Regions from separate parts of the Homo sapiens genome. Here region 2 is linked to region 1. Evidence: chromatin loops called from intact Hi-C (ENCODE). Cell type or tissue: heart left ventricle. All regions are shown on one strand. Links, peaks and the distances in the headings refer to the core of each region. The heading gives the core; the rest is flanking DNA.

What was found. A loop is a pair of places that touch in the nucleus more often than their neighbours do. Peaks named below come from ENCODE experiments on the same cell type or tissue, not always from the same donor. Only the 100,000 strongest peaks of a DNase experiment are listed, where the experiment ranks them.
Region 2: a loop joins it to region 1, with 2.6 times the contacts of the local background. A loop is called at or near these places in 2 of 110 quality-filtered maps.

Annotation. Positions count from the first base shown.
Region 1 is chr15:88,470,314-88,485,990 of GRCh38, reverse strand. It overlaps MRPS11 (mitochondrial ribosomal protein S11), which reads right to left. Exons shown (of 6, transcript NM_022839.5): 3 at 13,266-13,364; 4 at 10,752-10,881; 5 at 8,937-9,002; 6 at 5,215-8,119. The coding sequence ends at 8,012. Among named protein-coding and RNA genes, the nearest start is that of MRPS11, 10 kb to the right of the region's middle. RefSeq lists an enhancer at 700-1,489. In heart left ventricle, for the core only: CTCF peaks have their summits at 9,049 and 9,248 (motif pointing left); no DNase peak of the experiment used is centred there; H3K27ac peaks cover 487 bases.
Region 2 is chr15:88,563,491-88,579,167 of GRCh38, reverse strand. No RefSeq gene overlaps it. Among named protein-coding and RNA genes, the nearest start is that of DET1, 25 kb to the right of the region's middle. RefSeq lists an enhancer at 10,239-10,738. In heart left ventricle, for the core only: no CTCF peak of the experiment used is centred there; DNase peaks (open chromatin) are centred at 7,417 and 7,857; H3K27ac peaks cover 1,309 bases.

The DNA.
Region 1 (15,677 bases), core at 4,374-12,373:
TGTCACAATGGACTTTTTCTGAATTTGTCTCCCCAGCTAGCCTCCTAGGCTGCTCAGGCCAGTTACTAGGGCTTAGACATCCTGAATCTGAGTGTTGATAGATGCTTGAGGAATGAGGGAGGGAAGAAAGACTCTTGAGGGATAGACTTTCCAATCATTTGGCGTTTTCATTTCATTTCATTTTTGGCTGCAATTTTTTTTTTTAAACGATCTGGCTTTATCTACAGTTGGATGAATTTAAGGAATTAGGAAGATGGGTGATTGGCTCCCACAGGACTTTTCTGATTAAAATTACAGGAAAAATATTTGAAAATAATTAATAATTGTAACAGCAGCAACAAGATGGGCATGCATCTGCATTCACCACTGTGCTCCCCGCCAGGGCCCCACAGAATCAGCCAAGGCCCTGCGAGGATGGAAGCTGCCACCTTAGCAGTGTGAGGATTGGGAGGGCAGGGCAGGAAAGGCAGGGCCAGCCTGGATGACACTCGCTGTGCCTGAGCAGAGTACACAGTTGCCTTACAAATCCCCCTGCCAGTCCTGTGAAAGTGGGAGTAGCTGAGGCTCAGAGAGATGCAGCCATTCCTCCAAGGTCACACAGTAGAGCTGAGATTCAAACCCTGGTCTTTGTGACTCCAAAGCCTAAGCTCTTCTCAGCCCAGCAGGCTAGAAGGAATGGGCAACTGAGCAGGGTGGCAGGTGGGGGGCATCGGCAGGGAGCGGGCCTGGCCTAGAGTCTAGGGGAGAACTAATTGGATTCCCTGGGGCATAGAATCTGGCTTGTGTAACATCCCTGAGGCTCTCCCTCAGAGCAGCTTAGTGAGTCAGGATCCAGGCTTTCTTCCCAGCCACGAAGGACCTGTAGGCTCCTTAGATGCTGGAGCTGCGTCCCACTCAACCCCCTCATGGTCCTGAGAAACTGAAGTCTTGTGTTGGGGAGGGAGTGTGGCCTGACAGCCTGCATGCTGAGTCTGGGCTCAAGCTGGGTCTAGACAACAGGTGTCCTCCCAGCCAGGGCCCCCTGTGACACCATGCTGCCCCTCAGTTGACATTTCTTTTTAGTTCAAGGGGATTACGCAAATCCTAGGCGGTTAAGCTGCCGCAGGGCACTATGGAAACAGATCGCCCTGCTCTCTCTGCCTCCTCCTCCCAGCCAAGCAATAATGACACCGAGGCTGACTTTTCTGGCAAGACTTGTTATGCTAATTTGGGAGCATGTGCATAGTTTTATTTGAACCTGGGTGGGCAGCAGAGAGAAGCCAGATTAATTACGAGAACAAATTTCAGAGCCAAATCAGATGTCTTCCCCCAAATACTGGACCAACAGTGGAGATGGGGAGTGTTACAGGGTCCGTGTGTGTCCAAATATATACTAAAAAAATGTTATGTGCACATTTCAGCAGATGATTTATGTAATGCCTGACTGCAGCATCTATACATTTTTTTAAAAAGTTCTTTATTTTTATTTTAATTGGTTCATTAATTAATATGAATAAGTAACATCAATATAGCACCTACTTCTAAAGGTGAAGAAGGTAAAGAGTTGAGTCTGCTTTCCACCTGCTACTCTGTCACCCAGTTTCCCTCCCTGGAGCTGAGCACACTGCCAGTTTGGGATATGTCTTTCCAGATACTGAATGCATACACAAACATGTATGTACACACCTTTTCTCCTTTTCTACAAAAATTAGCAACTACACTGTGCACAACGTTCTGCCCCCACTCGTTTATTTTTCACTTAGCAAAGCATCTTGGTGTGTTTCAGGGCCAACATTCCATTATCTGGATGTACTGTATTGTAATTTAACTAGCCCCCTATTGATGGACATTTAGGTTCCAATCTTTTACAGTACCTTCAAAAATATCTTTGCATACTTGGTACACATGGGAAAGAATATCTATAGCTTTGTGGTCCCACACTCGCTGGTCACCTGTGGCTATTTCAAAGTTAATTAATTCATATTAAATAGAATTTAAAACGCAGTTCCTAGTCACATTTTAAGAGCCATGTGGGGCTAGTGGCTTCCATTCTGGCAGGGAAGATATAGGGCATTTCTGTTGTGCAAGGAGTTCTAGTGGACAGCGATGCTGTCTCTATGTGATACATTCCTAGAAGGGAATTATGAAGCCACAGGTCTTTGCATCTTGTGTTGACAGATATTGCCAAATTTCCCTCTGAAGAGGCTCTAGGTATTTACCTTCCCCCAGTAAGAGCTGAGAGAGAGCACACACTTTTTGTTTCAGAACAATCGGTGTAGAATGTCGGAAAGAACACGAAACATTCCCTGTGTGTACTGATTCCAAGGACATTTTGTTTCCATTGTTGGTGCCCACGTTGCTCACATCAGACACTGCTGTTCCCAATTTACAATGGGCATGCCTGTCCCTGGGGTCCCACACCGCTATCTCCCTCAGAGGGGAGACAGCCACCTGGCTGAGGTCTGCTTCTCCACAGCTCTAAGCCTCTTCTCGTCTCCTCTGCACACCCCGACTCTTGGTCCATCATGGTGCAGGGGAAACTGCTGATCCCATTTATTCTCCATCACCACGAGACAGACTTTACTAGAAAACTCAGCACTCTTGGCCCAACCTCTATTTCTTCACCTCCCACTGTCTCTGACCCTCTCTCCCTTTGGTGAATCATGACCTCCACATGGCTAAACCTAAGGGGCACCTCATCTTGTAGAGTTCCTATCAGACTTCTGGACAGCAACCTGCACTCCGACTAAGCCCTCTGTCCCACCTCCTTCACAGTCTCTCTTCCTTGCATTTACAATCTTGGCCATCTTCTTTTCCCTACTCTGTAGTTTTCCTGGTCTGTCTCATCCCACTATGGCGTTGATTGGCATCTCTACATTTGGGGAATGATGCTTAGGCATTTAGCTTCTATGTCCTTGATTACTAGTAAGATTAAACATCATTTCACAGCTTTTGAGCTTTTGAAATTCTTCTGTTATAAAGTCAGGGTGGAAGCAGAGTAGATGTTGGGTATTAGATATAGATTCCAATCCAGTTCCTGGCTCCTGAGGGGCTCTGGCCCCACACCTCCAGGCCCCCAGAGGCTCTTCTGATTCTCCATGCTCTGGGCATCTGCGTCCACAGCCGCTGCCTTCCCACCACGGTCCCTACACCTTCAGTCTACTGAGGAGAGACAGCCTCATCACCATCATTTCCCCAGCACTGTGCACGCCACCCCCACCTCCCACCCAGTGGACAGGGATAGGCGTCAGCATGCTCCCCTCTCCTCAGCCCTTCCAGGGATATTGTTCCACCACCCCTACTTGACAGCCGTTCTCTTTTGAAGTGCATACGATCTATTACTTCTGCCTTCCTGAATTCTTGGTCTGCTTCCTACACTATGGGCCACTCCACTTTGTTTAGGGACTTTGAACCTCATAGACTTCTCTATCCTTTTCCCTGACATCTACTTCCAGGCTTCAGCATCAAGGTAAGTTTCTTTGTCCACATAATTACTTGACTTAAACCTCAGTGACTTGTATTTCGACTGTATTTTAGACACCCATGTGCCTCACTTCCTCTCCTGTGAATGAGCTCTCTCTTGAATCTCTAACTCTGAAGTTCCTGTTGACTGCAGCTGTCTACACACCCACCTCCTTTTGTCCATCCCATTTGTGGAGACTGCTCTTTAACCTTGGTGTGACTGCAAGTTTTTTTTTGTTTTTGTTTTTGTTGTTTTTTTTTTTGAGAAGGAGTTTCACTCTTGTTGCCCAGGCTGGAGTACAATGGCGTGATCTCGGCTTACCGCAACCTCCACCTCCTGGGTTCAAGCGATTCTCCTGCCTCAGCCTCCCAAGTAGCTGGGATTACAGGCATGCGCCAACCACGATGGGCTAATTTTTTGTATTTTTAGTAGAGACGGGGTTTCTCCATGTTGGTCAGGCTGGTCTCGAACTCCTGACCTCAGGTGATCCGCCTGCCTCGGCCTCCCAAAGTGTTGGGATTACAGGTGTGAGCCACTGCACCTGGCCTGATTGCAAGTTTTATGACCCCTTCCTTTCTCTTGAATCCTCTGGTAAGCTATTCTCTCCATCCAGTCTCCCTATCCAGTCCGAACCGTGTGACCCACCATGTCAACTCAGTGGGAACCAGGAACCTGATGACCTCTCACCCCTCAGCCTTGCATGCTGTTTTGAGCTCCTGAGGATGCTCATTCACCCATGGTTCCTCTTGCATGCCTTCTCCTCCACAAAGACTTCCCTTCCGGCCCTGAAGCTGAGGGGACGGGTCTTTCACTCCAACGCCAATATCACTTGTGCCTCTTTTATGGAATTCCATTCTAACTCAGCCACATACCTGTCCTGCCTCCTCAGAGCGTGAACTCCAGAGTAGGGACAGCTCCAGCCCTGTTCCCCCAGTGCCTGGCCTCCATGTTTGTGGACTAGCCCATGTTGGCTTAATTTGGTGAATGGATAATTTCTGCTTTGGCAAGTGACAGCTTCATCACCTTAGGCTGATAGTACCCAGGTTTCAAAAGCAATGTGTCTTTCCAGAATAGGAGAAAAATGAGTAGAGAAAAAGAATAAAGTCCAGCAGGAAGGTATATATGCATTTTTTTTTTTTTTAAAGAGACATGTCAGAGCCTGGTTACAGGCAAATAGAGTTGGTAAATGCTTTCTCCCAAGGTGCCCGTGAAATTCTGCTAGCATTCAGGGACTCTAGTGGTAAACAGGCTTATTTTGGCAGTGACCGTACATCTCGGTGTCAGGTGATAGCCTTGGCAGAAAGATGTGAAAACGTCGCGTCTATGCTGAAAGGAAAGAAATTGCATCTGTTTTTTTGCTAGTGTAGGAGGACAGGCTTTCCTTATGTAGCCAGTCCTGTGCAGCCAGCCTTAGAAGCAAAGCTGCAGATGCATCCGTAGAAATAATCTGAGGCTCTGCTGCCAGAAGACAACAAAGTGTGTCACACAAGCTGATGCCAACACCCTGCTTGTGCAAATACTTGGGACCCACATGCTGGGCTTGCATCTTTCCGCCTGTGGGAAGTGCAAGCACACATTCCACCTGTTTTCTCAGGAAGGAGAGACCTGCTGTTTGAGATGGGCTGTGGCAGCAGGGACAGGGCAGTCCAGCATTTTAGGTAAATAATCACCGCCTAGATTGGTCAGCCTTCAGTGAAGGTACCTTGGTCTCTCATGGGGGTGGGAAGGTCAGTCTCTGAGAGGCCAAGACAAATGATTAAGAGACAGTACAGTTTAAGACAGCACCAGCTTTATTGGCCACTCAGAGCCTGGAAACCACACTGTGCACCGAGAGCTCACGATAAAGCAATGTGCATTTTCCAGTGCACAGTCAACAAGGCGGCCTCCCCAAAACTAGCTCCGGGGGTTGCGCCAGACATCCATTTCCGGCAACAAGACCATTGATCCTTAAGGGTCCTCTGTCCTGTCTGCGCATGTAGGCTCTGCTGGGCAGGATCTTCCTTTCCAAAGCCCTCTTGTGAGTAAAATAACATTTTAAAAACTATGGTGTGTGGATCAGGCGCAGTGGCTCACGCCTGTTATCCCAGCACTTTGGGAGGCCGAGGTGGGGGGACTGCTTGAGACCAGGAGTTCAAGACCTGGTCTCAATACAAAAAATACAAAAATTATCCATGTGTGGTGGCATGCGCCTGTAGTCCCAGATGCTCACAGGAGGCTGAAGCTGGAGGATCACTTGAGCCCAGGAGTTTGAGGCTGCAGTGAACCATGGTCGTACCACTGCAATCCAGCCTGGGTGACAACGAGACTCAAAAACCAAAACCAAAATAAAAACCTATGGTGTATGGAGGACTTACAGAAGCCACAGAAGCCTCCTGTGTTTACTATCCTCTACGTGCCCCTCCAGATCCACTCTGCAGCCTGGGAGGCTGAGCCTCCAAGTACCACAACACTGAGTTCCCTTCCTTTTTGCTTCCTTTTGGGATCAGCCAAGGGGGACCCCAGCAAGGGACTACAGGCCGGGAACAGCCAGGCATTTCTTCCCTCTCCCTCAGGCCATGGTTTTGGCAGAGGTGCACTCTGCTGCTGTGGCAGCTCCTGCCAGGTTCTAGGAACTGTTCTTCCCTGCCTCTTCTAGCCTAGGGTGGCAGCTGCTTTGTAGTCCACCTTCTTTATTTCCTTAATCTTACCCATGCCTCTGCAAAGAGCTTTCATTGAGCTTTTCTCTTAAACCTTGTGAGCTGTTTCCTGCTCAGACCCTGATTGAACTGTCTGATGGCTACGGGCCCTCTGTCCACCAAACCATATCAAATCGCGAAGTGCAATTTTCAAGTGCACCATGTTTTAATGCATTGTGTTTATATGTAGTTTTGCGGTGAAACAGTCTAATTCCTTCCGACAGTGGCTTTGATCCAAGAAGCCTCCGGTTGGGCTTCTTTGGTCACTGTCACAAGATGGCCTTCATAGGACCTGCTAAGGACTAAAGAGAAGGCAGTAGGGAGGCATTTTTCCTCTAAATTCATGTCTTGGTTCGTGATCTTCCTCCTTTCTTTGTCCTAACACAGCCTCTTGCCTATTTAAGGGGGCATCTGTGTCTTTTCCTATACTGAGTTCAGGCAGATCACAGTACTTAGCTGGCTGGACACAGAAGTAAAACTCCACAGTGCCTTCCCCTTCTGGTCAGCAGCCCTTCCTGCACTCATCTGGGAGGAACAGTGCTTTTGTGTACTTGACCACTCCTTCTCAGCTTCTGGTGATACTCTCACCCTTAGTCTTTGCCTGTGGAAGAGGGGACTCTCTGGTCGTGTCTCTAGAGCCCCCACCTTTGGCCTCTGTGCCGTATCCAGGAACCCTAGAGCCCCAACAGAGGAGCAGTCAGTCCTGCCTGGGGGTCCTGAGTTGTGCCCCACTGCCAGCACTACCCAGGTTCCTTATCAACTTGCTTTCTGCACTTCTAGATTTGGACTCTACTCAAGCCCATCCTGCCATCCACCCTATTTTCTAGAGAATCATCAGGTTTTTTTTTTTAATTTTTTTAAATTTTTATTTATATTTATTTATTTTTTTGAGACAGTCTCGCTGTCACCTGGGCTGGAGTGCAGTAGGATGATCTCAGCTCACTGCAGCCTCCACCTCCTGGGTTCAAGCGATTTTCATGCCTCAGCCTCCAGAGTAGCTGGGATTACAGGCGCACACCACCATGCCTGGTTAATTTTTGTATTTTTAGTAGAGAGGGGGTTTCACCATGTTGCCCAGGCTGGTCTCTAACTGGACTCAAGTGATCCACCCGCCTTGGCCTCCCAAAGTGCCAGGGTTACAGGTGTGAGCCACCGTGCCTGGCCAAGAATCATGTTTTGTACAACTCTACCCTCCCCGCTTTTAGGGCACTCTCTCGTTAGTGCTGGGACTGCTGAAGCCCATGGAGTGTAAACGATGACTGCCACTTTAGTGTGGGGAGTTTGACTGTCCACTTGTAGAAAATCCTGTGTTTAGGGCTAACTTTAAACATGCCCATAATGGCGAAATCCATCAGAATCCAGAGGTAGGTGGCAAAAAGCTCCAATTTGGGGCCAAATTATAAGTCATTAATAAGAAAAGTTACTAGGATTAGCTCTAGAAATCTTGGGTAAGGGGCTAGAAAAGAAATATCTGAAACCAGAAGTGTCTGGTAAATAGCAACTCACATTTATATTTTACTTTCATCTGAGGCCTCACCTCATTTCACACTCTCTTTTTCAAGAGGAATTAGGAATTACGTAACTCTGAAAGCAAAAAATCTCAAAATTATGACAGGTGGTACAGATATTTATTTTCTCAGAGCAGAGTTTGGGCCTAGGCCACGGCTGCCCCTGTAGCTCCCCTCTTGTAAGAGATGCAAAGCTTACTTCTGGGGCACACCCATCTCCAGCTGGAGGTGCAAGCAAAGGCCACTGTGTAAGGAGGCAAAACTCTCCCTTACTGCCTGAAGGATCTCCAACAAGCATATTCTGGAGAGCTCTGACAGGGAGCATTTTACAAGGTCCCACTGGAGCTGAGGCTTGAGGTCAGGTCCAAGTGCAGGCCTCCTTCCCATCACAGCTTCCGAGCCTTCCTGGGGCGGCAGCCGTTGTGTGGGATTGGGGTGTTGTCTGTGATTGAGATCACTTCCAGGCCGCCCATGATCAGTCCGTGCATGGCAGACTGGAAGGAACAGAAGGAAAAGTAGAATGACATGGTCCCAGAAATGATGATCCAGTGTCTCCAGGCAGGGTTCGGAGAGGGACAGGGTGGCGTAGAGAAGGGAACGGAGGGGTGAGATGCTCACTGGCTTTGATACCTATAATCCCAATCCTATTCTACTCTCACAAAGGTCTCCACCCAAACCCTTTAACCAGGTTTTCACACTGTTCCCCTCTCAAACTGTACCCACCACTTTCCACTTTGCACTTTACGATCTGCGAACAAAGACTTCTTGTAGACCTTGGCACACCTTGGGTATCATACTTCTGTAGCTTACTCAGGCAGTTTTCTCTGCCTGCAATGTCCCCCCGTACCTGCTGTGCCTCCACCTCCCTGATACCTCATTATTCCTGCAAAGTCAGAGAGATGTCACCTCTTTGAAGAAGCTAAAGATTATCTGTGCTAATGATCATCAGGAAAGATTATCCCTGCTAGGTTCGGGATCCCCTGATGGGCTCCCAGCGATCTGGGCACATGCTTTACCACAGCGCTCACCAGTCTGTCCTAAGGGATTTGTTTGTGACAGTTCCCCCAGGAACCACCTTCCCATTCCCAGTGCGTGGCACGCAGCAGGCACTCAGTGTCTGATGAATTATACTAAGTGATCTAGGCTTGCTCTGAGGGGCTTGGTCAATTATAGAAACAACAGACGGGAACTTCAAGCAAACATGGAAATCCACTAAAAGGTGTTTTCTACTCTCCCTGTACTCTGCTCTCAAGCCCCAAATTCTCACACTTACTAGGAGGCAAGTACACTATGGAAATCACTGTAACTTACCAAGCGTCCTGGCCCCAGGCCTTTCACCACAACTCGGATGTGGATCACGCCCTTTTGTTTAGCTCTCTGGAGAGAAGCAGAGTGGTTAGTGCCCCGGAGAGAGAACTACTGCATCCAAATCTCTTGCTACTGCCTCCTAGAGCAAGGGGTGTGTGAGCTCAGGGAAAGGGCATCCAGAGAAGTAAACAGGGAGGCAAAGGGCAGATGGCTATAGTGGAGGACAGGCGCCAGCAGAGACCACAGAATTTGGCAGGTTGCAGAATTCACGTGACTGTGATCTGTTTAGCCTAGGACAGCACCGCCACCTAATGGAAATTTCTAAATATTGCTCAGGTTTTTCTCAGGGGGGCAAATGCAGAATTTCAGACCATGAGGCGCCACCCTAGGCTTCAAGGCTGAACCTAAATACCCACTTTAAAAGTATTATCATTTAAAATCTCTAAGCAGTTAGAGTTAAAATTTACTTTCTTGATAATAAAGGCAGTTCATTATAAAAATGGGAAAATATACAGAAATCATTCATGACTCACCATGCAGAAGCCACTGTGAACAGTGACATACTTCTTTTCATAGTATATGATCTGTCCATGGTTGGGCATTTACAGCATTTTGATTTCTGATGATAGTACATGCAATCAATATTTTGGGGTGCCTTCCCTTGTTTGAAGGTCAAGGTTTTCCTTCAGGAAATACATCTGGTTTGGCAGAGTCTGAACATTTGTAAGGCCTGTACTATAGTAGAAATTGTGCAGGCTTTGGTCCCAGACCAATCTGGGTTCCGATCAGTGAACTGAATCGGTGCATGGCTCTGGGCAAGTCACACACTCTGAATCTCAATTGGCTTATGAAAATGTGGATAATACTGAGGGTCTCTGAAGATTCAAGATAATGAATGTAAAGTGTCTGGCACATGTAGATGCTCAATAACTATACCAATAGCAGCACCTTGCCAATTTGCTTCTAAAAAAGGTCTACGACAGTTCACACTGGAACTGGTATTGCTATTGCATGAGTCCCCACGATACTATGTCCTCTCCAAATAGACTATCATATCTCTCCCAACCCCAAACCACTGGTCTTTATTTTTATTTTTTTTCTTGAGATGGAGTCTCGCTCTGTCACCAGGCTGGAGTGCAGTGGTGTGATCTCGAGTCACTGCAACCTCCACCTCCTGGGTTCAAGTGATTCTCCTGCCTCAGCCTCCCGAGTACCTGGGACTACAGGCGCGCACCACCACGCCCAGCTAATTTTTCTATTTTTAGTAGAGATGGGGTTTCACCATGTTGGCCAGGATGGTCTCGATCTCTTACGCCTGCCTTGGCCTCCCAAAGTGCTGGGATTACAACTGTGAGCCATCGCGCCTGGCCTATTTTTAATTTATTTTGGAGACAGGGTCTCTCTCTGTTGCCCAGGCTTTAGTGCAGTGGTGAGATCATAGTTCACTGCAGCCTCAAACTCTTGGGCTCAAGCCATCCAGCCTCAGCCTCCCAAGTAGCTGGAACTACAGGCAGGTGCCACCAGACCTGGCTAACGGTTTTTAAATTGAGGGGTCTTTGGTTCTCAAGCCTTTGGTATCTTGGCTCTTACATCCTAGAATGAACCAACAAGGGCTTCACCTCTAATGAAGCTGAGAGAAAGAAAAAAGAGGAGCCTTTCACTAAACCTTTTCAAACCAATGCTCCAATCAGGGCATCAAAGCTGCCATGACAAACCCTTGCTTCTGAATGGGTAGTATAATGAGGATTCTCCACTCAGTGATGAGCCATGCAGAAAGCAAACACACACTAGAAGGAAGCAGAAGGAACACACACTTACCGCCGCTGCGGCTATGCCTGCTGTCTGTGCTGCGATGCCTGTGCCCTTCTTGGCATTCCGAAATCCCTCTGTGCCACAGGAAGCAAAGGCAAGGGGCTCATTACTAGCAGAGACTACCTGGATCTGTGTGCTGAGAAAAGTAGAAGAAGCACATAGGATACAACTCTTCTTCAGGGAAATAAGAGAGAGCTAATCTATGCCCCTAGAAGCCTGGGTGAGAAAGAAAAAGGAATTCAGTTGCTTCTACTTTGAGCTTCTCAGATGAACATGTTTTGAACTCCTACAGGAAGTATCAGGAAAGGTCAGAATTCTCCCCTAAACCTGACTGAAAACTGGTAAGTCACATAATTTAAAGAGCGCTCCATAATCTGAGAGTAGTTAGTTAAGTATCACCCAGAAAATGACTGTATTGGGGAAAGTTTTAAATATACACAAAAGTGAAGAGAATAACATAAGAAATCTGATGGACTCATCAACCAGCTTCAACAATTATCAACTCATATCCAATTCAGTTTCATCTATAAACCTTGTTCCCACCCCACTCCCCTCACCAATGGATTATTTTGAAGCAAATCCCAGACCTATCATTTTGTCTGTAAATATTTCAGTACATAGCTCTAAAAGAAGGACTCTTAAAAAAATATTAGCAATATTACCATATTGGCTACTTTTTTTTTTTTGAGATGGAGTTTTGCTCTTGTTGCCCAGGCTGGAGTGCAATGGCACGATCTTGGCTCACAGTAACCTCCGCCTCCCGGGTTCAAGTGATTCTTCTGCCTCAGCCTTCAGAGTAGCTGGGATTACAGGCGTGCACCACCATGCCTGGCTAATTTTGTATTTTTAGTAAAGACGGGGTTTCTCCATGTTGGGCAGGCCGGTCTTGAACTCCCGACCTCAGGTGATCTGCCCGCCTTGGCCTCCCAAAGTGTTGGGATTACAGGCATGAGCCACCTCGCCCGGCCTCATATTGGATACTTTTGATGCTTATGACACTATATTCCATGATCAAAAATTATTTTAAACAAGTAAAACTTTTCTCTTTTTTTCTTTTTTATTTTTTTGTGAGACAGGGTCTCACTCTGTTGCCCAGGCTGGAAGTGCAGTGGCACAATCATAGCTCACTGCAGCCTCCAACTCCTGGGCTCAAGCCATCCTCCCACCTCAGCCTCCCAAGTAGCTGGGACTACAGGTGCATGCCACCACGCCTGGCTAATTTTTGTATTTCTTTAGAGACTGGGTCTCACTATGTTGCCCAGGCTGGTCTTAAATTCCTGGCCTCAAGTGATCCTCCCAAAGTGCTGGGATTATAGGTGTGAGCCACTGCATCCACCCACAACTTTTTCTTAATCATCTCTAATAAGTTACTTATTAATACAATTAAGAATGCCTTAAGAAATCCTCAGATATGCTTTGATTTCCCCTTTAGTCATCATCATCCTATTTCTGGTCTGGAGAGCTCTGAGAGCTCACAGAAGGAGGCAGGAGAAGTGACTGAAGGGGAGGCCTGCTGGAGTCAGCCCCGGGCTTGGGCCATCCACTTGTTATCCTGGCTATGGCTCTGACATTCCCCCTACCAGAGCTTCTAGGGTTTTCCATATTGAATAGATGCGTAATTGCTTGTCTCTGTGACAGCCTAAACAGTGCTGTATAGAGTAGACCATAGACACTTAAATGCAGTTAGCCTATGTCCTTATTAGTCTGAGGGGAAGAAAAAGAAATCCAATTGCTGTCACTTTACATTTATCTGACAAATGCTGAAATGAATCCTATAGCATTTCATCTGTGCCACACACTTTAGCCCATGACTGTAGTCTCTTGTGCTGGTCTCTAAATTGCTGGGTGGGTTGGCTGTGACCAAATACTGATCTCATTTCCAAGTGGGGGCCAACCTGTAAAGTTGTCACTAATACCAGCAATGCTTCTGTTGGCAGCATATGTTTGGGAATTCCCTTGGCACTGTCCCCGTCTGTAAGCCACACAAGAACACTAGTCTTGTCACTTTAAACTCACCATCCACATTTAGCTCTACAAGGTGGAGGCCAGTGCACAGTGGCCCAGAGTGGTGAGTACTTTAAAGGGACAATATCTATTTAGAGGTCTAGATTCTGGTTAGTGTATTAATAAATCATATTAATATCTTGAATCATATCTTTTAATTTATATATCATCCATTCCCTACCAGCAACACTTAATAAACACCTTCATGGTGGGACCATATGCCCCTCATACACTCCTTCCAACTCTTGAGCAAAACCAGGAAACACTATTCTCAAGGAAAGCAAAGAATTCTTATAACTAGGATATGCCCACCCTATTTCACATTTTTATGAAACTTGTGTAAGATGGCAGGTGGTTCCTCAAGTGAGGAGGAAGACGGTGCCCTACATTAGCGCCATCATGCAGCACTTAGCACCCTCACTTCTACCCCGGGGTATTCAGGGCCAAGCCTGACTTTCCCTGTGAAGTGGAAAGAATCTCACGCTAGACCTGCCCAGTGTTTCCCTTCCCACTTACTTGTTGTGGGATGCTTTAATGTGTGCAATTGGGATCTCCTCAAATTTCTTTCCTGCCCACCTCAGAGAGCTCTCCTCTCCTGGAATGGGAGGGTAAATGCTGCAATTAGAAGAAAGATTTTATTTAAAATTGTCTCGACTTTTTAAAAATCAAAGAAATACAACACATGGTTAAAAAATAACAGCTCTGTGCCCCCTGCTGCTTCTTAAGTGGCTGCCCCCACCATTCCTTTTCAGTCCTTCTGGTGCCACCACCGCATGTGTGACTGCTGTGCTTATGATGCTGTTTCTTGACTTGCTGACTTCAGACACATCTGGGGACTTTCCGCTATGAGAAGGGATTTTCATGCATACTCCCCATCTTCCTTGTCCCTGCAGGTATACCCGTGTTCATTATTTTCAGATCCTTTGTAGGTTCCTCTTCCCACAATTTAAAAAATACAGTCAAACCTCTGTTTCTTATTTCATCAACCATAGACAATATCTGGACTCTACATTGCAAAAAATGAGACAAAAATAATACTCATATCATTACCATTAAAAAAAACCCAGAATCCCCTAGAATAAAGGACAGCAAACTTTTTCTGTAAAGGGCCAGATAGTAAATATACTGGGCTTTGCGGGCCAACAGGTCTCTGTCCCAATTACTAAACTCTTCCACTATATCCCAACAACAGGTACAGACAACAGTAAATTAATAGGCTGTGTTCCAATAAAACTTTACTTACAAAAACAGGCAATTGGCCAGATTTGCCCAGTCGACCATAGTTTGCCAACCTCTACCCTAGACCAGTGGTTTTCAATGCAGGCTGAACATCAGTCAGCTGTGAAGCATACAGATGTTTAAGCTTCACCCTGGACTTCTGGATGGGGTATGGAAATCAATGTTGCAAATGTCCCAATAGAATCAGATGTGAACACATTGTGTTGCGTTCAAGATCTTCCACTGTCTTAGTCCAAGCTGTCTTCTGGCTATTTCTAGCTAAGTTATCATCTAACTTATCATCTCTAATAAGTTAACTTATTAATACAATTAAGAATGCCTTAAGAAATCCTTAAGGAAAATAAGGATTTTTATTTTCAGATGGTGAAAATTAGGTACCAATAGGGAAATAGGGTTAGCAAGAGAAGCCAAGCCTTGGACCTAGTAGATCTGTCTCAGTCTAGAGCTTTGCTCACCAAGCTGTGCTTTTTAAAATTTGAACACACACAATCATCCTTCAGCAATGGAGCTGGAAATAAACTTGCTGTTCCTCTAGGCCTACACACATATATCAGATTCATGTTTGTACCCACCACAGCCACTTGAAATACAATAGACTCCATTTTAGAAATTATATTATAATCTAAGGACTACTCTCGCCCCAGCCCTACCTGCTTTTCTAGAGGTATTTTAAAAGGCAAATCAAAAACACATTGGTATTCAAAGTTTACAACTATATTCTTTCCTGTGGGTTTGACCTTAGAAGTGATTAGAACTGCCTCGCAATCATACAGCACATACCCTGTTCAATTATCCTTCCATTCTCCTAGATGACTCTTTTATAGCTTCTTTTGTCTCCTCTAACCTCCAACTCCCTGCTTCCTCATTGCTGAGCGGATGACCTCCACAGGGGAATAGAAGCAATCAGACTTTCTCCCAGCTCCCACTACTGAACATCTGTGCCCACAGCCTTTGCGCTCTCTCCTGTTACAGTGCTCCACTTGTGTATTAGCCCCTGAAGGACACTGTTCCCGCAATGTTCCCACTCCAGTATCACTTGTTTTTTCCCCTCTATACTGCACTGCTCCCAATGGCAAAACATATTGTTATGTTCCAAACTGAAAAAATAACAGAACAACCCTCGAAAACCTCTTGAACCCACCTCCTGGGAGCTATTGTCCATTTCTCTATTCCCTTATAGCAGAGCCCTCTTAAGGAACTTTAAGGTACTGACTATACTTGCTGTTTCTTCCTATCCTCTGCTTCTATTCTCCTTGAACCCATTTCAATCAGATATTAGCCTCTACCACTCCACCAAAAATGCTTTAATCCAACTAACTCCACATTACTAAATATAATAGGCAATTCTGTTATTGATCTAGCAACCTATCACATCAGCAGCATTTGACACAGCTGATCTCCCCACCTTGAGCCAAATTAAAAAACAAATGTTCTCTCCTGGTTTTCCTATTACCTCTCTGGAAGTTCCTTGTCTCTTCTGATGGTTCTTCCTAGTCTCCCAAATCTCTAAATGTGAAAGCGCCCCAGGGTTCAGTCCTTGGACCTCTTCTCTTCATCTACATTTATGGTATTAATGATTTTGTCATCTCATGGTTTTAAATATCATCTCTATGATGTCTCCCAACTGTATATCTCTAGCTAAAGTCTGAAGTCTGACTCTTGAACTCCATTTCTTTTTTTGCTTGTTTG
Region 2 (15,677 bases), core at 3,606-11,605, 94 kb before region 1:
GGCTGAGGCGGGCGGATCACGAGGTCAGGAGATCAAGACCATCCTGGCTAACACAGTGAAACCCCATCTCTACTAAAAACACAAAAAATTAGCTGGGCATGGTGGCGGGCACCTGTAGTCCCAGCTACTCGGGAGGCTAAGGCGGGAGAATGGCATGAACCTGGGGAGGTGGAGCTTGCAGCCATGAGCCAAAATCATGCCACTGCACTCCAGCCTGGGTGACAGAGCGAGACTCCATCTCAAAAAAAAAAAAAAAAAAAGAAAAGAAAGAAAGAAATATGGACCAATAAGTGTACAGCTCCATTCATTTTCACAAAGTAAATTAATCTATAACAGCACCCAAATCAAGAAATAGAATTTACCTAGCCCGGTGTGGTGGCAGGCGCCTGTAATCCCAGCTGCTCAGGAGGCTGAGGCAGGAGAATCACTTGAACCTGGGAGGCGGAGGTTGCAGTGAGCGGAGATTGTGCCATTGCATTCCAGCCTGGGCAACAAGAGTGAAGCTCTGTCTCAAAAAAAAAAAAAAAAGAAAGAAATAGAATTTACCAGCACCCAGAAGTTTTCCCTTATCCTCCCACTCCCTGGCCCTCAAGATAACCACTCATCTAACCTTTAACACCTTCAATTAGTTTGGCTAAAATTCCAAACTTTATATGAATATAATCATCCATGTGTCCTCTTCTTTCACTCAATATCTCAGTGAGTTTTATTTTACAATTAATTTTATTATGAGTGCAATAGAATATCATGTCATATGTTTTAAGAGCCATTTCTTTTTTGAGAGACAGGGTCTCGCTTTGTCTCCCAAGCTGGAGTACAGTGGTGAGATCACAGCTCACTGCAGCCTCAAACTCCTGAGTTCAAGACATTCTCCTGCCTCAGCCTCCCGGGTAGTTGGGACTCCAGGCATGTGCCACTATGGTTTTTGTTGTTTTTTTACAGAGATGGGGTCTCATCATATTGCCCAGGTTGTTCTCAAACTCCTGAGCTCAAGGGATCCTCTCGTTTTGGCCTCCCACTGTGCTGGGATTATAGGCATGAGCCACCACACTCAGCCAAGAGCCATTTCCCTAAATTCTCTTTTCTGTGAACTCTCTATTCATATCCTTTGGCCATGTTTTCTCTTGGGCTGGTAGTCTATATTCTTATTGATTTATAGGAGATCTTTATATATTAGGAAATTAGTCTTTTGTCTGTCATATAAGTTGTAAATATTTTTTCCTAGTTTATCATTTGCCTTTACCCATGGTGGTTTTTGCCACATTAAGAAAAAATTCCTAGGTGGTTGAATGTATCAGTTGTTTGGGATTTTTGAGGTTTGTGTCATATTTAATAAGGCTTTTCCTGTGCCAAGATTATTTTTTTAACTACCTATAATTTACCTAGTTTGGTTTACACTTACATCTTCAAACAAATTGGTTGTCTTTCATTTCTTTCTTTTACCCTCTAAGAAAACCAGAAAAGATGACTGTCTTTCATTTCTAAGTAAAGTGTAATTTTATTTTTAAATTTTCTTTTAACCTAATAGTTATTTAGGAAAATATTTTATTTTTCTAAGCAGGTGATAATTTGGTTATCCTTTTAAAACAATTACTAATCTTAAATATTATTTCTGGTGGGTGCGGTGGCTCACACCTGTAATCCCAGCACTTTGGGAGGCCAAGGCGGTTAGATCATGAGGTCAGGAGATCAAGACCATCCTGGCTAACATGGTGAAATCCTGTCTCTACTAAAACTACAAAAAATTAGCCGGGCATGGTGGCGGGTGCCTGTAGTCCCAGCTACTTGGGAGGCCGAGGCAGCAGAATCGCTTGGACCCAGGAGGCGGAGGTTGCGGTGAGCCCAGATGGTGCCACTGCACTCCAGCCTGGGTGACGGAAGAGACTCTGTCTCAAAAAAAAAAAAAAATTTCACGGTGTTCAGAGATTGTAGCTCTTTATGACTTTTGATTTTTATAATTTATCCAGTTTTTCTTTGTAGCAGATGGTACAATCAACTTTTTGAGAGTGTTCTCTGTATACTGTTTGTGTGTATACACGTAGTTTTATTGGATTTATGCGTGGTTTTTTGTGTCTATGTCATGGCCCATTCAGGCTGCTATTATTAAAAATACCATAAACTAGGTAGCTTAAAAACAACAGAAATCTATTTCTCATAGTTCTGGAGCCTGGAAGTCCAACATCAAGGTGCTGACAAATTCAGAGTCTGGTGAAGGCCCTCTTCCTAGTGAATAGATGGTGCCTTCTCACTGTGTCCTCATATGGTGGAAGGGGCAAGGGGGCTTTTTGGGGGCTTTTTGGGGCCTCTTTTTAAGAACACCAGTCCCAGTAATAAGTGTTTTGCCTTCCAAAAGACTTCACCTCCTAATATCGTCACATTGGGGGTTGGAGTTTCAACATGTAAATTTGGGGATGATGCAAACATTCAGACTATAGCAATATATATGTATATATGTATGTGTCTATATGTATACGTTGTGTGTGTATACATATACATATATGTATAAGTACATATATAATGCAATTGCAATATATTTTGTACATGATTAAGTTTAATTGTGTTATCAAATCTTTACTTATTTTTGCTTACTTGATTGATATCTTATGTATATGGTAAAAATCTTCCACTGTGGATTTATTAATTTCACTTTGTTTTTCTATGGATTTTTGCTTCGCATATTTCAAGACCGTATTCTTAAGTGCATATGGATCCATTATTTTGATATACTTTAATTTTATATACAAGTTAATACATGAACTTATTCTCATTGTTAAAATGCAAATGATACAGAAATGCAAGTGAAAACTTATTACTCAGTGCTATGTACATTAAAAGAACAATAAGATGCCATTTTTCACAACGGTTGGATTGGCAACATTTTTAAAGATTGAAAATAGTCTGTGATGGTAAGCGTGCAGGAGAAGTAGATACTCTCCTGTGTTGTTAGAGTGGAGTTCTTAGAACACTGCTGGCATATGGTAAAAGTGCAATAAATGTTACCTCTTAACACAAATGAAATTATTGGGAGGTGACATTGAAAGTTTGGTAGAGACTAGCAAAGTGTTCACCTAAAAAGCTTGAGTTGCTCTACATGAAATCCATTCTGTGTCCCTGTTTTGCCTCCATGTGAAGGAAGTGCAATCTAAGTCATTGTTTCCTCTCCCAGCCATCAGGGCTGTGCAAATGTTCTGGGTTGTTTCAGATGCCAACCTACCAGGCTGGCCCCTCTGTAGCTCCCCAGCTCCACAGACTTCCCTGGACTATGCACTGTGCCCTCTGCATAGTTCCTTCTCACCAGGGGACTGTGTCGTGTGTGGGTTAAGGAACACTTGGTGAGGTTGGGAGCCTAGGTGCTTAGACCCATCTGACATGTCACCATCCCCTTAGGAGCACTGCTGGGCAGTTCAGGTCTTTTTTCTTTTGTGACAGAGTTTCGCTCCTGTTGCCCAGGCTGGAGTGCAATGGCATGATCTCGACTCATCGCAATCCCTGCCTCCCGGGTTCAAGCAATTCTCCTGCCTCAGCCTCCCGAGTAGCTGGGATTACATGCATGCACCACCACGCCTGGCTAATTTTGTATTTTTGGTAGAGATGGGGTTTCTCCATGTTGGTCAGGCTGGTCTCAAACTCCCGACCTCAGGTGATCCACCCGCCTTGGCCTCCCAAAGTGCTGGGATTACAGGTGTGAGCCACTGTGCCTGGCCATGTCCAGGTCTTTGAGCAATGGAGACTCAGAGACCTCTGTCTCCTTATTGTCCCCAGAAAATCCTGCTTCTCCAACTTCACACTTCTCTTGCTCCACCTTCCAAGACTCCTCACACAATTCCTTGTTCTGTGGCTTAACATTTTACAAAAGAGGGGAAGGGCCTTGCCTACTGTCTGCTTCTGCTTTCTGTCTTGTTCCAAAGTGAGGAAGGGCAACTTCTGCCCAGCAACTAGAATTGAGGGGGCAGGAGGGAAAACTAAAGGCAAACAGATAAAGTATAATATTTCAATATATTTTCCTGCCACAGTATGTTATTATTATTCTACCTGAAATAATAACACTACTTTATTCTTTCCCAGCTCCCTTTGACTATGCCTCTCCAACACACAGACACACACACACGAATGCACACACATGCGCACTCCCTTTAAAAAGACATCTGACTAGAACTTTCTCACACCTCTTGGTGCAGCAGAGATCATATTCAATAGCTGCTAACTAGGCTTTCTTGCCCTGTCGCTCTCGAGTTTGTCTCTCCTGTAGGATCATCAGGGTTGCCTGGCAACCACCAGCAGGTCAGCCTTTCACATGGCTTCCTTAAAGAAAATGGCAAAGCTCTCGTTCCTGTTACAGTCCAAGCAAAGCCTAATTAGTGTGAACCGGGAATCAATCGGAGAGGGGAGTGGGGGCTGGTGCAGGATGGTAAAAGGGTGTGAAGTGCACAGAGGAGGGCCTGTTGTGGGCACTTGGGAGCTGCTGTGATAATAGCCATGCTTTCCTAAGGGTCTGTGTCTGAAAATCGCCCACTGACAAAATCGTCATTTCATCTCTTGCCACCTCCGTGATGAAAATGGTGCAGGGCCCACAGCAAGGAGCTGCTTTTCAGGCTGATGTCTGAGCTACCATTGAAGGAACAGGGGATCTTTAACCTGCACGAGGCTCCCTTCGAGGACAAGGGACACGAATATCTTCAAATATTTGGATGCTGAGAGTGTAGAAAAGGGATTAGACTGCTTCTGGTTGGCATGAGAGGGAAGCAAACGTGGGCTCATTAGGAAGGAGTGATTTTGCAAATGTAGGTGGTTCATAAAGGAAAGTAAATTCACTGCAGTACAGGCATGCATGCTGGAAAAGGGTGTGCATGGGTGAGTCTCATGCCTCTGATGTGTCCACCCAGCACAGACAGGCTCTGGAACACCTCACCTTGGACTGGTCTGCATTCCTGAGTGGACACAAATAGCACTGGGTCTGCCCCACTGTCATAGTTCAGGCTGCTATAACAAAACACCATAAGCTGGGTAGCTTATACATAATAGAAACTGATTTCTCACAGTTCTGGAGGCTGGAAGTCCAAAGTCAAGGTGTTGGCAGATCCAGTGTCTGGTGAGGGCTCAATTTCTGGTTCATAAATGGAGCCTTCTAGCTGTGTCCTCACATGGTGGAAGAGGCATAGCAGCTCTCTGAGGCCTCCGTTATAAGGGCACTAATCTCATTCATGAGGGCTCCACCTCCATGACCTAATCACCTCCCAAAGGCTTCACCTCCTACCTTCACATTGGGGATTAGATTTCAACACATACATTTTGGAGGGGACACAAACATTCAGACCATAGCACCCACCCATACCCTCTGCTCTAAGGAACCACCACTCCCTGGTCCCCAGTGGCAAGTGTTGAGTAGCTGTTGATGTCCTTTGCATGCACCATGGGAATTCCAACCCAGTGTCTCCTGAGCCCACAGGTACAGTTGGGGCCATGCTGCTGCTGAGGGCACTGACCACAGAGTCAGGGTTGGGATGATCTCAAAGGATGGATGTTAGAAAGGAGTGACCTACTCTTGCTGCAGTGGGTGGCAGCACCTGCATGGGTCAGGCCAAGTCATATAAGCAGGACTTCTGCAGTTGAAATGAGGAGCCAAGGCTGGCCGGGTGTGGTATCTCACGCCTGTAATCCCAGCACTTTGGGAGGCCAAGGCGGGCGGATCACCTGAGGTCAGGAGTTTGAGGTCAGCCTGGCCAACATGGTGAAACCCCATCTCTACTAAAAATACAAAAAATTAGCCAGGCATGGTGGTGGGCACCTGTAATCCCAGCTACTCGGGAGGCTGAGGCAGGAGAATCGCTTGAACCCAGGAGGCGGAGGTTGCAGTGAGCTGAGGTTGCACCACCGCACCCCAGCCTGGGTGACAGAGCAAGACTCTGTCTCAAAAAAAATAAAAAGAAATGAGGAGCGGAAATCCTGGGGTGGGTGAGGGGAGGTGAAGGGAGAGGACAGGGTGCCAGGCAACATCAAAGTTTATTTCAGGTGCTAGGTGTGACAGGGTAAGGTGAGGACAGGGGAAGCAGGAGAAGCCAGCTATTACATGGTAATGAGCACTGCCATTTGGTGTGTGCCTTCAATGTGCCAGATGTTGCCATTTAATCATCTTAATCGCAACAACCAGTAAGACAGGCAATATCATCCCCACTTTGCAGGTGAGGAAACTGGGGAGCAGAGAGGCCAAATGACTCGTCCACAGTGACATAGAAAATGGCAGGGTCAAGATGCAAATACAGATGTGCTTTCCTCCAAATTCCACCTCTTTTCCCCCTTCTACTGCCTTGCCCTGAGCAGCCAGAGATCCAGCCACTAAGGTTACAGTGACGCACACACAGCCTAGGCCCCTTGGTTGCAAGGGTGGTGTTGCTACTTTTGAGAGTTTAGTATCACTCAATTGTGCCTTTTGTTTTTAAAAAATAGATTTATTTATTTATTTTTGAGACAGAGTCTCGCTCTGTTGCCCAGGCTGGAGTGCAATGGCACGATCTCGGCTAACTGCAACCTCTACCTGCCGGGTTCAAGCAATTCTCCTGCCTCAGCCTCCGAAGTAGCTGAGATTACAGGCATGCTCCACCACACTTGGCTAATTTTTTGTATTTTTAGTAGAGACGGGGTTTCACCATGTTGGCCAGCCTAGTCTCAAACTCCTGACATCAGGAGATCCACCTGCCTCGGCCTCCCAAAGTGCTGTGATTACAGGCGTGAGCCACTGCACACGGCCTATTTTTCTTCAAAAAACTTATTAATAGAAGGATAAGGAAGAGATAGCGAGAGAGACAGAGAGAACATGGATAAAGGACACTTAAGTGTAGAGCTTGATGGTGTTTTATAAATGTATAACCATCATCTGGGCCAGGATACAGAACATTTCCAGCAACCCCAGTTGTGTTTTTCTTAACACAAATCAGAACTCAATTGGAACAGCTAAACATATACATTAACGGGTCACGTGCTGCTAGATAGCGCCTAACAAGATCTGCTAACATAGGTACTGTGCTTTCTCCTCAAATGCTATGGTTTCCAGAGCCCAGAAGAGGGGATGAGGTGATTATACTGGAGATAAGATTCTGAAGCCCAGCATTTGAGATGATTAATGATCCCTGGGCTGCTGCTCCAATTTAGTCTGATATGAAGAGAAGAAAAAGCCGTGGTTAAATTCTCCCTGTTCCAGCCTCACTACTACATTGCTCTGTTATCTCAGTGAGGTCAGAATCAACCTGTGTTTAAACTCCAGGCAGCCTTAGCGGGGGCCCCCACCCCTGCTACATTGCTGCTAGGGAGCCATCTCTCAAAAAAATAAAGAAGGATTTCTGAAGTGTTACCTGAGGACCCAGAATGCTGCCTTGCAGCACCTGGGGCTTGGCGGTGGGGTGGCTGGGGGACACTCATTCTCCCCAGCAGGTGTCCTGGGACCCCTGCAGCCCACTGCCTTTGAGGAGGTGGGCAAAGAGGCCTGTGTGGCCCGGTCTAGAGGATAAAAGTGCCAGATGGCCGGGCAGGTGTTCCGGCTGACTTAACAACCTTATCAGATGCACTGTGGGGCCCAGCCCCCAGCAGATAGTAATGATTTGTGAAAGTGGCAGGGGAAGGCGTCCCCACTGCTCCCTTCCCTCTTCCTACCTCTTCAACTTGCCCCATGTTGGTGACAGGGCATCTAGTGGTTCACAGCAGCTGACTATCCCTCTGACCCATGCTAGGTTTCTGGCAGAGGTTGCTAGCCACATCCCTAAAAGGACCTTGGCTGTCTGTCTCCCAAGCTTGCCACTTATAGACTGGCAGGGGAATGGACTCTGGAAAGTCACCCCACTGGCTGGCCACAAGGACAGATTCCTGGGAGAGCTGCCCGGGTGATTGCCCTTACTGTGGTCACACTGAATGGCACTGACATTCCCAGGTACCTACACTCTTTTCTGGCCTCATGTGCTGGACCCAGGCCTCTAGCATTTTAGTTTTGTCACATCGGAGATGCTCAATGGGGTGGAGGAAAGACAAGAATAACTCTGGGTGGCCTCACCCATAGAAGAGGTGGCCAAACTTCATGCCTAATTACTGCGGGTATTGGTTACATATCGCAAATATCAACTTTTTATTCCAAATGCTCATCCTAGCCATCTTGAGACAGAGCTCAGCTGCTTTATAAATATACCTAAAATGATGTCTTTTTCCTGTATTCAGCCATTGAGGACTAGGAAGACTGGATGTCCCCAAGGCCCAGAATCTCCCCGGCACCCCTGTTCCCATAAAAGACAGAAAGGAGTTTCCAGGTCAAGATGTTACCCTGAACACATGTGGTTTCTTCCTGCCCCTCCCAAAATTGCATGGTAAAGGCATGGACATACAGAAGGAAGTGGACACATAGTGATGAGGAACACAGGAGGAGAGATCAGAAGGCAGAACGCCATCAGTAGTACTGAGCCAAAGTAGCTGAGTGCTCTCAATGCTGCAGAGGACATAGTTGTCACATCCCCAGAAAAGCTTCAAATTCAGAGCCCAATAAAAAGAGTGACCAGCTGCTCAGCATCTCTTCTAGGCAGAAGCATGAGATCTTGCCTGGGGACCAGGAGCGTGGACTCCTCGTGTGTTTGATGGTGCTCTAAAGCAGTGGCTCTCAAACTTGATCACACATTAGAATCCTCTGAAAGCTCCAAAATACCCCAAATCTATTAAATTAGACTATCTGGGGATGGGACCCAGGACCTAGTATTTTTAAAGCTCCTCAGTTGAGCCCACTGGGCAGCCAAGGTTGGGAACCACTGCCCTAGGGTGCATTCTTCTTTCAGGCATGAAGACAGGGTGAGTTAGCCTGTTCCCTGCCTGCCACACTTAAGAGAAGCCTGCTGGCCAATAAGAGGGGGCTCCTTGGCTGCACTTACTGCTGTCCTTCCCCAGCCTTGCTCTCCTCCCCTGGAAGCATGGGCCAGTCTGTGGGCTCTCTCACCTTCCTGACTCCACTCTTCTTGCCTGTCCTCCCACTGCTCCTGGAATGATCTTCCTAAGAACCAACTCTAATCCTATCACACCCTCACTTTTCACTACCTGCAGAGCAAGTCCTAGCATAGAGACTCTTCTAAAGATTCCTACATCTTTCTTTCTAACCTAATTCCCTTCCTCATCCTTATATTCCAGTCAATCTGAAGACAAGGGCTCCCCTTGTTTTTGCTTGTGTCTCCTTCCCTCACCCCACAGCCCTAGCATTTAGGCAGGTGACCTTCGCAGGGAAGATGTTCACATAAAGACCTTACTGAGCTGGATTGAGTTGAGCAGAACACAATGTCTCTGGGCTGCAGAATGAAGGAAACATAATTTGTTTTCACTGACAACGGCCATGAATGACCTTGTTTTGAGGGAGAAGGGAAATAACAAGCAGCTTGAAAACAACATTTTTCTAAACCTACCATTTTTTGCTGTTATTCATGTTTTAAATTTTACATTTTTTTTAATTTTTAAATTTATTTTTTAAAGACAGGGTCTTGCTCTGTTACCCAGGCTAGAGTACAGTGGTGAGATCATAACTCGTCTCTACTAAAAAATACAAAAATTAGCCAGGCATGGTGGTGGGTACCCATAGTCCTAGCTACTCAGTAGGCTGGGGCAGGAGAATTGCTTGAACCCAGGAGGCAGAGGTTGCAGTGAGCCAAGATTGCGCCACTGCACTCCAGCCTAGGCAACGGAGTGAGACCGTCTCAAAGAAAAACAAACAAACAAACAAAGAAAAACAATTTGTTTAAACAAGCAACAAAAGAAACATCAGCCACAATCCCTTACCCAAGCATGACCATTTTGTACTATTTCATTTTGGGCATGGTTCTTCCCATATGTTCTTGTTGACATATTGTATTTATTTATTTATTGTTTTCAATTTTTATTTTAGGTTCAGGGATACATGTGCAGGTTCGTTATGTAGGTAAACTTGTGTCACAGGGCTGTATTGTACAGATTATTCCCTCTCCCAGGCACTAAGCATAGTACCTGATTGTTATTTTTCCTGATCCTCTCCCTCCTCTCACCCTGCACCTCCAAGTAGGCCCAAGTGTCTGCTGTTCCCCTCTTTGTGCCCATCGGTTCTCATTATTTAGCTCCCACTTATAAGTGAGAACATGCGGTTGGTTTTCTGTTCCTGCGTTAGTTTGCTGAGGATCGTGGCCTCCAACTCCATCCACGTTCTTGCAAAGGACACAGTCTTGTTCTTTTGGTATCTGTCCAGTTTGGGTTCTACTCTGGCACTTATTTCATCATAAACTTATAAAATATTATGCCTTGGTTTTCATCACCATTGGCTTTGGCTGCTGCTTAATGTCCCCTGAGGGCCTTCGTGGAGTTTCTGAGCTATTCCTCGCTGTGGGACATGTTAATTGCGATGGCATGACACTGTAATTCCTTTCAGTGTAATAGTCCTTCCCCTAAGCGTAATAGTGTAATAGTCCTAAGCATTGACACTGTAATTCCTTTCAGTGTAATAGTCCTTCCCCCCAAAGTTGCTTTTCTTTTCTTTTCTTCTTTTCGTTTCTCTCTTTTATTAGAAAATAAACTTGCTCTTTAATGGGGAATGGGAGAGAGGGCTGTCTGCGCAGGAATGAGGGTAGGGTGTCTGTGGGCTGAGTCAGCTTTGGGCTCCTGGTTCTGATTATGCAGCTCATGTATGGTGTCCTTGCTATCAGGCAACGTGGCCGCTCCATAACCCACAGTGCCCAGGGCATAGCACCTGGAGGATACCAGCAAGTAGGCGGGCAGTCACCACAGGACCTCCCAGCAGGACAAGGGCAGCTCCAGGCCCAGGGCTCCCATGGTCAGGGCCAACCAGGTAGAGCCCAGGATCACCAGTTCCCAAAGCCATTGTGCTAATTTCATCATGGTCACTCTTCGCACCGCATCTCCTCAGGTTGCTTTTCTATCTCATCAGCAACCTTCTTCAAAACCTGCCTCCCTAATCTGTCATGAGATTAGAGTAAGAAATTTTAAAAAAATAGAAAAGAAAGAAAATCTTGCCTCTGAAGTGCAATGCATCTTCCAGAAGGTGCTTGTGCTTTCTCAGCTACCATCCCCTCCTACTGACTCCTCTCCCCAGAGCCATGCATCAGGCCCCACTAAAGACCCCTTCTTCTTAAAGACTTTCCCAAACTGAGGAGCACCTGGGCTGGGCTGTCACCTGCTGTATGCGTCCACGTGGCCTTGTGCTTCCTAACCAGCACTTTCCACATTTCATTCTGTTTCATGGTGTGAATTACTCACCACTGTATCCTCAGCAAGTGAAAGGAAGGACACAGGGGGACAGGGAAGGAGGGCATGCCCTAGCTCCTCCTAGGGCCTCTGGTGGCCTGTGGCCTGCAGGTGAAAGGGAGGTCAGTCCTATGGTAGTCATCCCCATTAGCCTTCTGCCCTTACAGCAGGTCCAAGCTCTACCATTCTTGGGCTTCCAGACCCCAGCACAGTGTGGTGTCTCGGGGGAAAGCTTGTGTCTCATAGGTGGGCAAGCTACCCCCACTCCTCTGGCTGCTCCAGCTGCCCCCATTACAGGGCATCGCTGGTTGGGGCCAGGAAGGACTGTTTGTTCAATTCTAACAACACAGGGGCTATTACCAGTGGCGCTGGAGGGGAGGAACAGCTGTTCCATCTCCCAAGCTAGTTCCAGCCCCCCTTACCTGATCGCCTCCCTAGGTTTTATCGAATCTCCGTGTCTTGCAATTACCTCTAATTTCATTGCCTTCATTGCGAAGAAGAGCGCTTTTCCCTGCAGCTAAGATTTTCTTATATTCCCTGGGCTTTGCCTCTTCAGCCCCCAGCCTCTTCTTTACACTCCCAGCGAACGACATGAGCAGTCATTTTCTGGGACTGGAGCTCTGCCTGCACCCCTGCCCTGGCCACTCACACCTCAGCCGTGCTCCCCTGTCCTGCCCCTGAGAGCAGAAACCAGAGAGTGGAGGCCCTATGGCAACCCAGGGGCCTCCAGTTTAAGGAAAATGCTTCACAGGGCTTTGCTCTATGGTCCAAGCAGCTACTCCCTCTGGAAAGAAGGTTTTGATGTGCTTCCTCCTTCTCGTTCCTCTCCAAAGACCCTCCTCCAACCCCATATCTCAGGCAGATCTAGGAGGTAAGGACCAGGTTTCAGGACTGGCTTATTTCATTCATCCAACAAATACTTGTTAGGTCTTTAATATGTGCTAGCACTAGACAATCAAAAACTACTTATTTAACACAGATTTTATTCTCAGCACAGTGTCTGATACTCATCCCCTTCCCTGAGAATGAATAGGTACCAGAGGCAGTGGGAAGAGAGTATCTGAGAAAGACTGAAGGCTGCAGGGTCACCAAAGATAAAGAAAAGACCCTCCTGGTTAGTGAGCATTTAGTCGAGGGCATGAGGGGAAGGTATGTCTTCAAACAGTGGTGCTCAAAGCTGCAGTGTGCTATGATAGGGTATAGCTGCAGACACGGTACCTGCCTTTGAGAAGTTTCAAAACTAGGGCTGGGCACAGTGGCTCCCTCCTGTAATCCTGGCACTTTGGGAGGCCGAGGCAGGCAGATCGCCTGAGCTCAGGAGTTTGAGACCAGCCTGGGCAACATGGCAAAACCCTATCTCTACTGAAAAAATCAAAAAATTAGCCAGGCGTGGTGGTGCGTGCCTGTGGTCCCAGCTACTCGGGAGGCTGAGGCAGGGGAATCGCTTGAGCCTAGGAGGCAGAGATTGCAGTGACCTGAGATCATGCCATTGCACTCCAATCTGGGCAACAGAGTTTCAAAACTACCTGGGCATAGAAGCAATCATGCATTGAATACCTAATCAGGTCCCGCACTGATGGAGGTAATAGTCATCCTTGCTTTAGAGATAAGAGAAATGGGCCTCAGAGGCTCTCTCCCTTTCTCCTGCTGTAGCCCACCTGACTCTCTGTGCTTCAGGAATGCCAAACTGTGCTTTGTTCTCTGCAGATACTATGCTGTTTTACATCTCACTACCTTTTCCTGTGCAGTTCCTATTGCCTGGAACACCATTCCTTCAGCATCTTCTATAGCATCTATTCTGGGAGTGCTAGGTTAAGTGCCCATCCAACTGTTGGTGAGGATCTCTCAACTAGACTGCAGGCTTCTCTGAGGCAGGAATCGTGACTTTGTCACACTGGTCCTGCCACACTTGGCCCAGTGCCTGCTGCAGAGTCAGGGTTCTCAAATTATTGGCTGAAGACAATAAATATGTACAGTCACCTGTCTTAAGCAGCACAGCTAGCATGAGGCAAAATAGGCTTTGAACCATGGTTGCCCCTCACATAAGGCACCTTTGTGTGCATTAGGAAAAGACTCCCCCTCTGAGTGGGTGCACTGCAAAAAGGCAAGTCTTCTGGGAAGACCAGCTGGGAAAAGGCACTCCTTCCTTGGCTGATGCAGCCCTGGGCCAGGTCTTGGGGCTTGGCTGAGCCAGCGAGTAGATTTCAGCCCTGACTCATGCTTCTTGGGCATGATGACCCAGCTCAGGTATAGCCTGTTTGAACCCAAGTCAGCCTGATACTGAAACCCACACTTTTCTTTGCCATGTGAACAAGAGCAATGTGCCCTCAAAATATTTTCAAGCCAAGAGAAAGCTGTGTGTGTGTGTGTGTGTGTGTGTGTGTGTGTGTGTGTGTGTGTGTGAGAGAGAGAGAGAGAGAGAGAGAGATTGATTTTTGGCAAGAGATTTTGCTATTTTTGGTAAAACAGCAAAAGCCCCAAACAGCCGGTGCCATGTTCCTATGAGCTCAATCCACAAGTTATTCTTTTCCCCCAAATCAAGCAGAACAATACTCATCCCTTTGCCTGAGCACAAATAGGTGCCAGAGGCAGTGGGAAGAGAGTATCTGGGAAAGACTGAAGGCTGCAGGGTCACCAAAGATAAAGAAAAGCCCCTCCTGGGCAGTAAGCATTTAGTCGAGGGCATGAGGGGAAGGTATGTCTTCAAACGCTGGAGTTCAAGACAGCAGTGCACTATGATCATGCCTGTGAATAGCTACAGCACTCCAGCCCGGGCAATATAGTGAGAACATGCCTGACTCTAAAAAATTTGGATTTGAAATCCGAAGGCTGCGGAAATGCAAGCAGAAACTGAGCATGTTTTGCAAACAGCAATAAAGGATTTAGCATGAGGAAGTGAGCCTTGCAAAGCAAGAATAGGGTAGGGGATCCAAAAAAGGGTCAAGTGAAACTGTCTCAGTTTGTGTATCTGTAAAATGGGGATGATACTACCCACCTCACGGAGTCCTCACAGATGAAATTCAATAATATAGGTGAAATGAGTAGCATCTGGCATATGGTAAACATTTACTAAATGGTGATTGCAATTATTTTGATTAACAGGTTGGTGATGATGATGATGATGATGGGGGTGTTGTTGCTGGTGGTGTAATATTTAGGGTAATGAATATCTGCCACTAAATGTCAAGGTGAGAAGAGCTCTGCTAGCCTCTTCTAGAAAGAGAGAAAGAACAAGAGCCTCTCATCCTGCTTTTGTTCCCATCCACTCCTCTTGCGGCTAATGCAGATAGTGAGCAGAGTTGCTAAAAGCCTTGGCAGAAGAACCACAGGAGGACTGAAATGAGTGGAGAGAAAGCTCTCCAGTCCTTCAGGCCCTGCTGCCTGTCACTCCATCTTCCCACTCCCTGGGGCACCCTGCATGAGAAGGATGGAGGAGGCAGAAGCATGGGGATACAGTGGGGGACTTAGCGCTCTTCCTAGGGTGAGATGACAATGGAAGGGAGGGCCAGGAATGAGAAGTTGGGACAGTTGAGATGGATGCCAAAGGGCTGTGGAAATAAAATGGGTCCTCTGGTGTGCTTGAAGCCTATACCACCGATGCCGCCCATTTGTAAAAAGATTGTTATTTAGTATTCCACGAATATTTACTGAGTGCGTATGTACCTGTCACTGTGGTAGCTTGGAGATCAGTAGTCACAAAACAGAGATGGTCTCTGTATTTGTGGAGCTGACTTAACTTTAAGCCCAAATACTTGATTACTTTTTGAGCAAAAGTAGACACAGTTACTTAGGCCAAAAACCTTGGGATATCCTTGTCTCTTTTCTTTCTCTCACACTGCTGATCTAATCCACTGGCAAGGCCTATTGGCTGTATCCTCAATATGCACCCCAAATCTGACCATTTCTCACCACCTCCACCTCTATCACCCCAATCCAAGCCACTGCCATCTCTTGCCTAGACCACTGCTGTAGCTACTCCTCTGCTCAATGCCCTCCCTGGCTCCTTATCTTACTCTGAATTGAAGGGAAAGTCCTTGCAGTGACTCACAATGCAGTCGTCATCTTGCCTCTGATTGCCCCTTTAACTCCGTTGTACTATGGTAGCAATAAGAGCTGGAAGAATGAAATGAAATCCACTTCCTGGAAAAGGCAAAGAGGGAAGACAAACTTCGGCCTCCTTTATCACTAGCAGATTTTCCAGGAAGCGCAGTGATGGACTCTTACATGGGACCCTGCCTTAAACTGACAGATAACAAGAACAGTAACGGAAGGTCAGAGCATTTTAAAGACATCACTAGAAATATGGTTAAAAATTAAAGATAAGCCTCACACAGGGAAAAATATATTTGCAGTCCCAACAAAAGATCAATATCCAGAATATATAAATAGCTCCTGTAAATCTTTAAGAAAAATAATCCCAGTGGAAAAATGGGCAA